Linked DNA regions of Homo sapiens: region 1 is linked to region 2. The links are chromatin loops, found by intact Hi-C in ENCODE. Cell type or tissue: B cell. All regions are shown on one strand. Links, peaks and the distances in the headings refer to the core of each region. The heading gives the core; the rest is flanking DNA.

Region 1 (5,386 bases), core at 117-5,116, 47 kb before region 2:
AGAAAAGAAATATAGGAGAGGGTCAAAGCAACAATTGGATGCAGCCAGAGACAAGGTTATGACCACGGACTTCTGCATTCTAAGGACAGAATCACAGGGTTTAGTTTCATTGTGTAAAAAATGAAGGTGAATGGTACGTTGAATATGATATGGCATGAAACTGACTAAAAAGGCAGCGGTCACGACCATGATCATTCCTATAGCCTTTTTATGACTTGACAGATTTTTTTTCATTGATTTTTTTAGTAAGGTCAAAATGATCATTGTGTAACAGACAATTATAATAACAAAAGGGATGATAAAGCCAACAAACAATGACACATAATGCAAGACCAAAACATGATTTTTAGTTTGATTGTCTTGTGGGGGCTCAAAGCACTTGGTATTATTTTTCTCATCTTTTTGTGGTTTGGCCATTAGAAATGGAGAACTGGTCAAAATCACAAAAATCCAAATACCTACACACACAAACCTGGCTTTTTTCTGTGTAACCAAATTAATGTTCTGGACTGGAAAAACAATTGCAATGCACCGGAAAAAGCTCATGGCTGTCATAAAGAAGATGCTACAATAGAGGTTGACATACAAAGCATAGGTGCTGAGGCGGCACAAGAAGTCACCAAAGAGCCAAATGCCTTTGTGAACATAATAGACCACACGGAGAGGCAGTGTGCACACACAAAGTAGATCTGCTACTGCTAAATTAATCATGTATACTTGGAAGGCTGACTTCTTGTGATAGGTTTTTATGAGGACATAGAGCACAAAGCCATTGCCAAAGAAGCCTACAACAGAGATCATAGAGTACAAGGTGGAATACACTTGATTGCGGAAGTCATCAATAGTGTCATGGCATGTGGCAGAAGATACTGTCAGATTTCCTGTTTCATCCATGTTTCTCTACGAATGTCTGCTTTGTGCCTATAATAAATAAAAAAAATTGTCAATTTTAACTAGACCATAAATTACAGGAAGTACTAATGTTTTATTTCATAGTGTCACTATGTATACTTTTTGACCACAGCAGCAAGCAAGAGTAGTGAGGCATTGAGGAGGGATTCAGCTGTACCTTATCCTCCGGAGAAGAGTCCGTATCCTACAGGTATCCAGAAAACTTTTTTTTTGTCCTTTCCCACCCATGTTTTTCTGATGGACTTCCTCTAAATCTTCAAGACCTAGGTGAAACAGCCCTCCTGTATTTTAAATCATACTACTGTAGTACAATTCGGTAGGTTTTCCTTTCAAATGAACTTGTTTTTCTATTAGAGAAAAGCTTTAAGAAGCAGTTTCACATGTATGAATATATCTATATTTATACCTATTTATTGGAAAATCTCTGAATTGTTTTAGATAATAAAATCTGGATGAAAATCCTTGGCTCCCAAAAAGAGCCCACATCGCCAAATCAATCCTAAGCCAAAAGAACAAAGCTGGAGGCATCACGCTACCTGACTTCAAACTATACTACAAGGCTACAGTAACCAAAACAGCATGGTACTGGTACCAAAACACTGGTACCAAAACAGAGATATAGACCAATGGAACAGAACAGAGCCCTCAGAAATAATACCACACATCTACAACCATCTGATTTTTGACAAACCTGACAAAAGCAAGAAATGGGGAAAGGATTCCCTATTTAATAAATGGTGCTGGGAAAACTGGCTAGCCATATGTAGATAGCTGAAACTGGATCCCTTCCTTACACCTTATATAAAAAGTAATTCAAGATGGATTAAAGACTTAAATATTAGACCTAAAACCATAAAAACCCTAGAAGAAAACCTAGGCATTACCATTCAGGACATAGGCATGGGCAAGGACTTCATGTCTAAAACACCAAAAGCAATGACAACAAAAGCCAAAATTGACAAATGGGATCTAATTAACTAAAGAGCTTCTGCACAGCAAAAGAAACTACCATCAGAGTGAACAGGCAACCTACAGAATGGGAGAAAATTTTTGCAATCTACTCATCTGACAAAGGGCTAATATCCAGAATCTACAATGAACTCAAACAAATGTACAAGAAAAAAACAAACAACCCCATCAAAAAGTGGGCAAAGGATATGAACAGACAGTTCTCAAAAGAAGACATTTATGCAGCCAACAGACACATGAAAAAATGCTCATCATCACTGGCCATCAGAGAAATGCAAATCAAAACCACAATGAGATACCATCTCACACCAGTTAGAATGGCAATCATTAAAAAGTCAGGAAACAACAGGTGCTGGAGAGGATGTGGAGAAATAGGAACACTTTTGCACTGTTGGTGGGACTGTAAACTAGTTCAACCATTGTGGAAGACAGTGTGGCGATTCCTCAAGGATCTAGAACTAGAAATATCATTTGACCAAGCCATCCCATTACTGGGTATATACCCAAAGGATTATAAATCATGCTGCTATAAAGACACATGCACATGTATGTTTATTGCGGCACTATTCACAATAGCAAAGACTTGGAACCAAACCAAATGTCCAACAATGATAGACTGGATTAAGAAAATGTGGCATATATATACCATGGAATACTATGCAGCCATAAAAAATGATGAGTTCATGTCCTTTGTAGGGACGTGGATGAAACTGGAAATCATCATTCTCAGTAAACTATTGCAACTGGAACAAAAACCAAACACCGCATGTTCTCACTCATAGGTGGGAATTGAACAATGAGAACACATGGACACAGGAAGGGAAACATCACACACCGGGGCCTGTCATGGGGTGAGGGGAGGGGGGAGGGATAGCATTAGGAGATACACCTAAGGTAAATGATGAGTTAATGGGTGCAGCACACCAACATGGCACATGTATACATATGTAACAAACTTGCACGTTGTGCACATGTACCCTAGAACTTAAAGTATAATAATAATAATAAAAAAAGAAAATGCTTGGTTCCCTCGAGAAGAAGGCTTCCTTGGTAATATCTGTTGAGTGCCACCCATACCTATGGAAAATAATCTAATTTGCTGTTAATGAAACTCCCTCCCCTGGGGGAGAGTATTAATCTAGAACATGGTTGACTCTACCTATAACTGCAGAACTCCATGGTAAGAGAAACCTTAGAAGCCATATAGTTATTTAATGATGAGAAAAATGTTTTAGAGTGATAAAATACATTTCTAAAATCTGCACCATTATTTAAGGCTCTGAAGAAATATGTAGTACAAGTAGTTGGAATATACTTGTTTGGTGAGAAAAACGTTGTAGCCATTCATTCTTGTTCTCTTTCTAGACTTCCTAGACTTTACTGTTTAGCAATATACAGTTATTTCTCTTATAGGAAGGATTTCTCTTATAGTTGATACTTACTCTAGTCTATTTCAGCTCTGTCACTGAGGGCAGTCAATAAGTTCTGATCAGAGAAGGCTTGAGGTGAGATACTGTAGTGTAGAAGTAGTGATTTCTCTCATATTTCTCTAGATTATCCTCTTTTATTCTTTACAAAGGTTGAAGGGACTCAGTATGTAACATATCAGATAATCTTTGATTGAAGTCTGATGTTGGCCTTTTACACAACTCCTGCTCCCTTGTAAGAGACGTGTTGGGGTTTGCAAGGTGGGAAGACTGCTTGAGTATGCAAAAACTGCCAGCCATGAAGGGGACTGATCTTTACTAGGGATACAGAAACAGATAGCTATGGTAGTTGTTGCAGGTAGGATGTAACTTCCTAGGTTTACTACCGCTCACAATTATATTTGCTATTGAGGATGTAGCGTCCATCCATCTAGCCATCCCAGCTGGTTGTTCAATTTTTTCCCTTTCATTAAAAAAGTCATTATTATTATTATTATTACCAAGAACTTTTGGCATAAGATAAAAATTGGATAGATTATCTGAGCCAAGATGGCCAATTATATGCAGTCAGAAACAGCTTCTTCCACCAAAAGACCAGACTGTGAAGGAGATTGGCACACTACAAATTGATCCTTGGAAAAAAGGCATTGAAAGTGGACAGATGGAGGATGGAGACCCAAGGCTGAAAGGGGAGGAAGCTGAGAATGCTGCACAGGGGTACCAAGTACTAAGACTCATTCCTGGCCCAGAGCAGCTCCTGGGGAAGAGATGAGTGAAATAGGCATGGAGTGCCCCAAGGACATTTGGGCCATGGACATTTGGAATCTTAGCTGCAGGAGACCTCATGATCTCCACGGACATTTGAGCTAGCAGGGAGAACTTCTCAGAGAGTTGGCAGAGACAGAAATCCAGCCTTCACAGAGCCCAGAGTATTTGGCACCAGAATGACTATAGTGGAGCATGGCCACGGTTACACATACCCCAAGGATCGCCATACTCCTCTAAGTAGCTTCATCCTTTGTTGGCTGCCAGACCTGGACAGAGTAGGGCTATCTTGCTCATAGGGTAGGGGTAGTATGATCTGAGGACCCCCTTGTTTGCTGGACTCTCCCAGGGTCCCTGCCTGGCCACACCTGCTTGCAGCACAGCCTCAGCTGCCCAGCCAAAGAACTTGCTAGCAGCCACCACCATAGCTCTTTCACCAGATGACCCTGCATAACAGTCGGAGAGCTTTTGTAGATAGACTGCCACTAGCATGCAGTTGCCTGCAGCCTCTCCCCACCACTTCACCAGTACATGTGCAAAGACCCTACTGCCAACCCCCCACACCCCTGAAGTGCTTTTGCTGGCAGTCCCTATTGATGTGTTGTTGTCAGTATACTGGGAACACCTTGGTTCCTCCAGCACAGCAGGTCCTTAATCTTGAGGGACCAGTGAAAAAATTGTGGGCCTGGTCCCAGCCCACCAAGGTTAAAACACACAGCTCAGGAGGAGTGGGCTGAATCTCGGACCCCTGAAAGTATCCAGAAACAAAGTCAATTGACTAAACTTAAGTTATACCACAGTCAAACCCTCAAGGGCATCAAATAATATAAAAGCAAAAAGCCATATGCAAAGAACAGCAACATCAAACCTTAAAGGTACATCAGCCTACACAAACAAGAAAGAACCAGTGGGAGAGCTCTGACAACTCTAAAATCCAGAGTATCTTCTTATTGCCAAATGACCACACTAGCTCCCCAGGAATGACTCTTAACCAGATTGAAATAGTTGAAATGACAGACATAGAATTCAAAAATCTGTATGGCAACAAAGCTCATTGAAATTCAGGAGCAAGTTGAAACCCAATTCAAAGAAGCTCATGAATCCAATAAAATGATACAAGAGTTAAAGATAAAATAGCCCTTTTAAGAAAGAACCAAACTGATCTTCTAGAGCTGAAAAACTCTTTTCAAGAATTTCATAGTACAAATGGAAATATTAACAGCAGAATAGACCAAGGTGAGGAAAAAATCTCAGAGCTCAAAGATCAGTTCTCAGAAATAACTCAGTCAGACAAAAATAAGGAAAAACATAAA
Region 2 (5,383 bases), core at 384-5,383:
GGTTCCAAGTCTTTGCTATTGTGAATAGTGCCACAATAAACATATGTGTGCATGTGTCTTTATAGCAGCATGATTTATAATCCTTTGGGTATATACCCAGTAATGGGATGGCTAGGTCAAATGGTATTTCTAGTTTTAGATCCCTGAGGAATCGCCACAGACTTCCACAATGGTTGGACTGCTTTACAAACCCACCAACAGTGTAAAAGTGTTCCTATTTCTCCACATCCTCTCCAGCATCTGTTGTTTCCTTACTTTTTAATGATTGCCATTCTAAGTGGTGTGAGATGGTATCTCATTGTGGTTTTGATTTGCATTTCTCTGATGGCCAGTGATGATGAGCATTTTTTCATGTGTCTGTTGGCTGCATAAATGTCTTCTTTTGAGAAGTGTCTGTTCATATCCTTCGCCCACTTTTTGATGGGGTTGTTTTTTTCTTGTACATTTGTTTGAGTTCATTGTAGATTCTGGATATTGGCCCTTTGTCAGATGAGTAGATTGCAAAAATTTTCTCCCATTCTATAGGTTGCCTATTCACTCTGATGGTAGTTTCTTTTGCTGTGCAGAAGCTCTTTAGTTTAATTAGATCCCATTTGTCAATTTCGGCTTTTGTTGCCATTGCTTTTGGTGTTTTAGACATGAAGTACTTGCCCATGCCTATGTCCTGAATGGTATTGCCTATGTTTTCTTCTAGGGTTTTTATGGTTTTAGGTCTAATATTTAAGTCTTTAATCCATCTTGAATTAATTTTTGTATAAGGTGTAAGGAAGGGATCCAGTTTCAGCTTTCTGCATATGGCTAGCCAGTTTTCCCAGCACCATTTATTAAATAGGGAATCCTTTCCCCATTGCTTGTTTTTTGTCAGGTTTGTGAAAGATCAGATAGTTGTAGATATGTGGCATTATTTCTGAGGGCTCTGTTCTGTTCCATTGGTCTATATCTCTGTTTTGCTACCAGTACCATGTTGTTTTGGTTACTATAGCCTTGTAGTATAGTTTGAAGTTGGGTAGCGTGATGCCTCCAGCTTTCTCCTTTTGGCTTAGGATTGACTTGGCAATGCGGGCTCTTTTTTGGTTCCATATGAACTTTAAAGTAGTTGTTTCCAATTCTGTGAAGAAAGTCATTGGTAGCTTCATGGGGATGGCATTGAATCTATAAATTACCTTGGGCAGTATGGCCATTTTCACGATCTTGATTCTTCCTACCCATGAGCATGGAATGTTCTTCCATTTGTTTGTATCCTCTTTTATTTCATTGAGCAGCGGTTTGTAGTTCTCCTTGAAGAGGTCCTTCACATCCCTTGTAAGTTGGATTCCTAGGTATTTTATTCTCTTTGAAGCAATTGTGAATGGGAGTTCACTCATGATTTGGCTCTCTGTTTTTCTGTTATTGCTGTAATTACTCTTTTTGCTTACATGTCTGTCACACCCATTTAGACAGTAAGCTCATAGCTCATTAGTAGCAGTGAGTTGCTTTCTTCATTTTTTGCTCTTTTCCTCTCCTAATTGGGCAACTTTGAAGAGTAACTTTGTGGTCTTAAGAGCTTTTGAGTAATAGAGCATCTAATTTCCCAGGGTGGATGTCTAGGATCAGAGGAAGGAGCACGTGTGTGTGTGTGTGTGTGTGTGTGTGTGTGTGTGTGTAAGTGCAGGTGCTGTTATGCAAGAATCTAAATAATGGTGTAAAGTGATAGTAAAATGTGGATATATCTAGTAGGGTAGAATCTATTTAAAAGAAGCCTGAAAATTCACAGAGTGCAGGGGACCATGACTCATGGATGGGCATTTTACAAATCACCAGAGAAGAAAGGAAAGGGGGTGGAGCAGATTGAATCTACACATTTGGGCAGAAAGGGAGGCAAAGATCTTAAAACAAAGACGGCATAGCGGTGGCTCATGCCTGTAATCCCAGCGCTTTGGGAGACCAAGGTGAGTGAATCACCTGAGGTCGGGAGTTTGAGACCAGCGTGACCAACATGGAGAAACACCATCTCTCCTAAAAATACAAAATTAGCTGGGCGTGGTGGCACATGCCTGTAATCCCAGCTACTCAGGAGGCTGAGGCAGGAGAACTGCTTGAACCCGGGAGGCGGAGGCTGTGGTGAGCCGAGATTTTACCATTGCACTCCAGCTTGGGCAACAAGAGTGAAACCCTGTCTCAAAAAAAAAAAAAAAGGCATAAGTGGTCTGGTGGGGCTGGAGGAGAGTTCAAAAGTGCCATATTTCAGAGACTAATGGAAATGCAAAGACTCAAGGATGTGTTTGATTATAGGGTCCGAATGAGACTGATGGGTGTTTTTGGATTGAACCAATAGCAGAGACAAAAAGATTAAATCAGTATCTGGATGTACTTTCATGATTCTATTAAGTTATACGCCTGCCAAGATTTCCTTTACCTTTCTAGTAAATGCTAGCATGCACTGGAGAGTCTGTATGTGTTGGAGGAGTGCCAACAGGAGTGGGGTGATGAAGGCAGGGCCAAAGCAGAAGAGGAAGTGGGGAGGCTGGGACTCAGGGCTCCTAAAACCGATACTTCCTCTTCTGCTGCTGAGCAGTGGCAGGATGCAGAAAACATATTTAAAGAGGGTGCAGCTCAGTGGAGCCCTGTTTTTATTTGACCAACTCCCCAGTGCCCTCTTTCCTCCTCTCCATGTAGCCTATTATTGTCAAATGAAAAAAAGTTGGTTGTGCCATCCTGTAATTCTGAGCTCAGGGAGGTTAGGGACAATGCTGTATTAATCTTTTGATACAGTAGACACTCATTAATGTTTGTTGAATCAATATCTGAATGAATAGGAGAGTCAACAAATATGAATGTTTTGTAAATTACAAAGCTCTTTAAAATGTAAATTTTTATTATTCTCTTTCTTATTCATATAAGGCTCACCTACTTTGACCACACCACCCCACAATCATATCTCTCTTTGCACATAGGAAAATGTGTATTTGATGTTTATTGAGTGATTGTTTATTGATTGACTACAGTAAAGCTACTCATCCTCTATGGAGATTTAATCTACAAACCATCAGGCTATGCTAATGATCCCAGTGACTTTCTTCCATCGTAGTAAAAGATTTGGGGGAGGAGGGCAGAATGATCCTTCCGTCTGTGATCACTTTAGCCCTATCATTACAATAAGTAGCTTTCTTACTTCATATTTCCAGGGATGTGCTGCTCACAGGGATATGCTTTTTGGGAATACATTTCCAAGGATATGTATTCTCATTGGTATTAAAAACTATGGGGGAACTGATACTTCGTTGCTGACAGCTCTCAGGTGTTTCTTCTGTAGTCTCTTATTCTCCTTAAGAGGAGAACGTCAAACCCATCAATTCAGGCCATTCTGTTGTCAGACAGTTGGAATCTAAGCACATGACACTGTCAAACCAAAAAGGACCTTGGACTGTGGCATTCAGAACTAATGACAGTGTGTCCCCTTCCATTGTACTGTGCCAAAAATGCTTTATCCTGTGTAATCAGATTAAAAGGATGCATAAGACCAGAACTTAAGGGAAATGAAAGTTAACAAAAGGCAATAGAGATCTTGAGGAGTGCATGAGTGTGGGTGACAGTGTATAGTGGAGGATACTTTCACCCCTAGTTTGGGTGATAGAAATGTGTTGCAACCTACACACATACTTTTGAACTTTTTGTAAAGCACTAAGTAGAGGGCCTTTTTCCAGGAATACCTCTATAACTCTCTACCTAATTACCAGCAGCTTGGAATCCTCTGATGTTCTGAGGTCATTGCTTACAGCTAACTCTGAGGCCTGCTTCTATCATCTTGGCATTTAGATGTCTGGCTCTTGCAAAAGAGTTGTTCTCTAGGAGATTGCTTTTTATTTAAGGCCCTTTGTCTTAAGTAAGAATTCAAATTCAGATCAAACACAAATGGTAACCAATTTGGAATGAAAAGAAGCCTTATTACCTTCTGAGGCCTGAGTATTTCCTAGGAACTTTGGAATAAGTATGTAAGACACATCTGAGATGTTTGAGTGTTGTTATTATTAGCTCAATTCTACTTAGCTTGGTGAATCCATGACAACACAAAGACAACCCTTTGTAGAAACAAACACTGTTAATCTGAAATTTATGAGAAATCTTAAGAAGTCATATACTTTAGACATCTTGAAATGCTATTCAAAACTGGATTTTTCTTTCCCTTTTAGGGAAAAGGGATTGATGAAAAATAAAAGAATGCCCAAATGTCTCCTATTTTTTCTTTAGCTCAAGGACCTCAAGTCTAGATCTGAACTCCTGTTTCTTTTCTATCAGTTCCACATATGTAGGAGCTCAAATGTCTGGGTTGTATTGATTCTGAAAGCACTCTAAGCAAGATAATGACATTTTATTCATCAAAAGGAAAATCAACTATGTGTTAAATGTCCAAGGGCTTATGTTTACTCTTCTCTCTCTTTTCCTCTATTTCTATAAGGACCTCTTCCTAACTTATCCCCCAAATTTAAAGTATTTTTTTCTCTTTTCTTCCATATGAACCCACCACCCCAATCTAGAAGAAGGACTGTGGGGCACAGAGAAAGGAGAGGTCATGATGAGATGGAGTGGGATGAGACAGAATGAAGCAGCAGGATAGAAGAATTTATACAGTGGCCTTTTCTACTAATCCATAAAGAAATCTTAATTAAAGGCAAAAGTAATTGCCATCTGAGGGTGTTTTAGCACCTTGATTGTAACATGAATTAATGGACCTAAGATGTCTGGATTTATCTAATCAAATTAGATAAAGGAATGGCTTTCTTTATTGCCTTTTCTGTAGGGATGAGGATATGTACTTCTTGCTATGAGTCTATCAGACTTCTTAGCAGTTTTTTGTTTGTTTGTTTGTTTGTTTTTTGAGACGGAGTCTCGCTTTGTCGCCCGGCTTGAGTGCAGTGGCGCGATCTCGGCTCACTGCGACCTCCACCACCCGGGTTCAAGCGATTCTCCTGCCTCAGCCTCTCGAGTAGCTGGGACTACAGGCATGCCTCATGACACCCAGCTAATTTTTGTATTTTTAGTAGAGATGGGGTTTCACCATATTGGCCAGGATGGTCTCAATCTCTTGACCTTGTGATCTGCCCACCTCGGCCTCCCAAAGTGCTGGGATTACAGGCATGAGCCACCACACCCAGCCAACAGTTTTATTTCTGCACTGCAAAGCAACAAATTGGCATACTGACTAATCTATCTTTTGTAGGGTTGACTAATATAAATATATCTTTCAACAGTTTGTTCATATCTGATTGAACTGGGAAAGCTTTTCTCACTGACCCTTAAATCATACCACATAGATGTTCATGTGGCCTGAAACGCAAATAACACTGGAGTGAGAGATAAAAGTGACTTTAGGTCTTTCTATTTTAGACACACACACACACACACA

Evidence for each region. Peaks named below come from ENCODE experiments on the same cell type or tissue, not always from the same donor. Only the 100,000 strongest peaks of a DNase experiment are listed, where the experiment ranks them.
Region 1: a loop joins it to region 2, with 2.8 times the contacts of the local background. A loop is called at or near these places in 4 of 110 quality-filtered maps.

Annotation. Positions count from the first base shown.
Region 1 is chrX:78,272,853-78,278,238 of GRCh38, forward strand. It overlaps CYSLTR1 (cysteinyl leukotriene receptor 1), which reads right to left. Exons shown (of 3, transcript NM_006639.4): 3 at 1-921. The coding sequence starts at 894. Among named protein-coding and RNA genes, the nearest start is that of CYSLTR1, 52 kb to the right of the region's middle. In B cell, for the core only: no CTCF peak of the experiment used is centred there; no DNase peak of the experiment used is centred there; H3K27ac peaks cover 362 bases.
Region 2 is chrX:78,319,532-78,324,914 of GRCh38, forward strand. All of the region lies in intron 1 of CYSLTR1 (cysteinyl leukotriene receptor 1), which reads right to left. Among named protein-coding and RNA genes, the nearest start is that of CYSLTR1, 5.4 kb to the right of the region's middle. RefSeq lists an enhancer at 3,444-3,533. In B cell, for the core only: no CTCF peak of the experiment used is centred there; DNase peaks (open chromatin) are centred at 2,490 and 3,430; H3K4me3 peaks cover 2,971 bases; H3K27ac peaks cover 3,454 bases.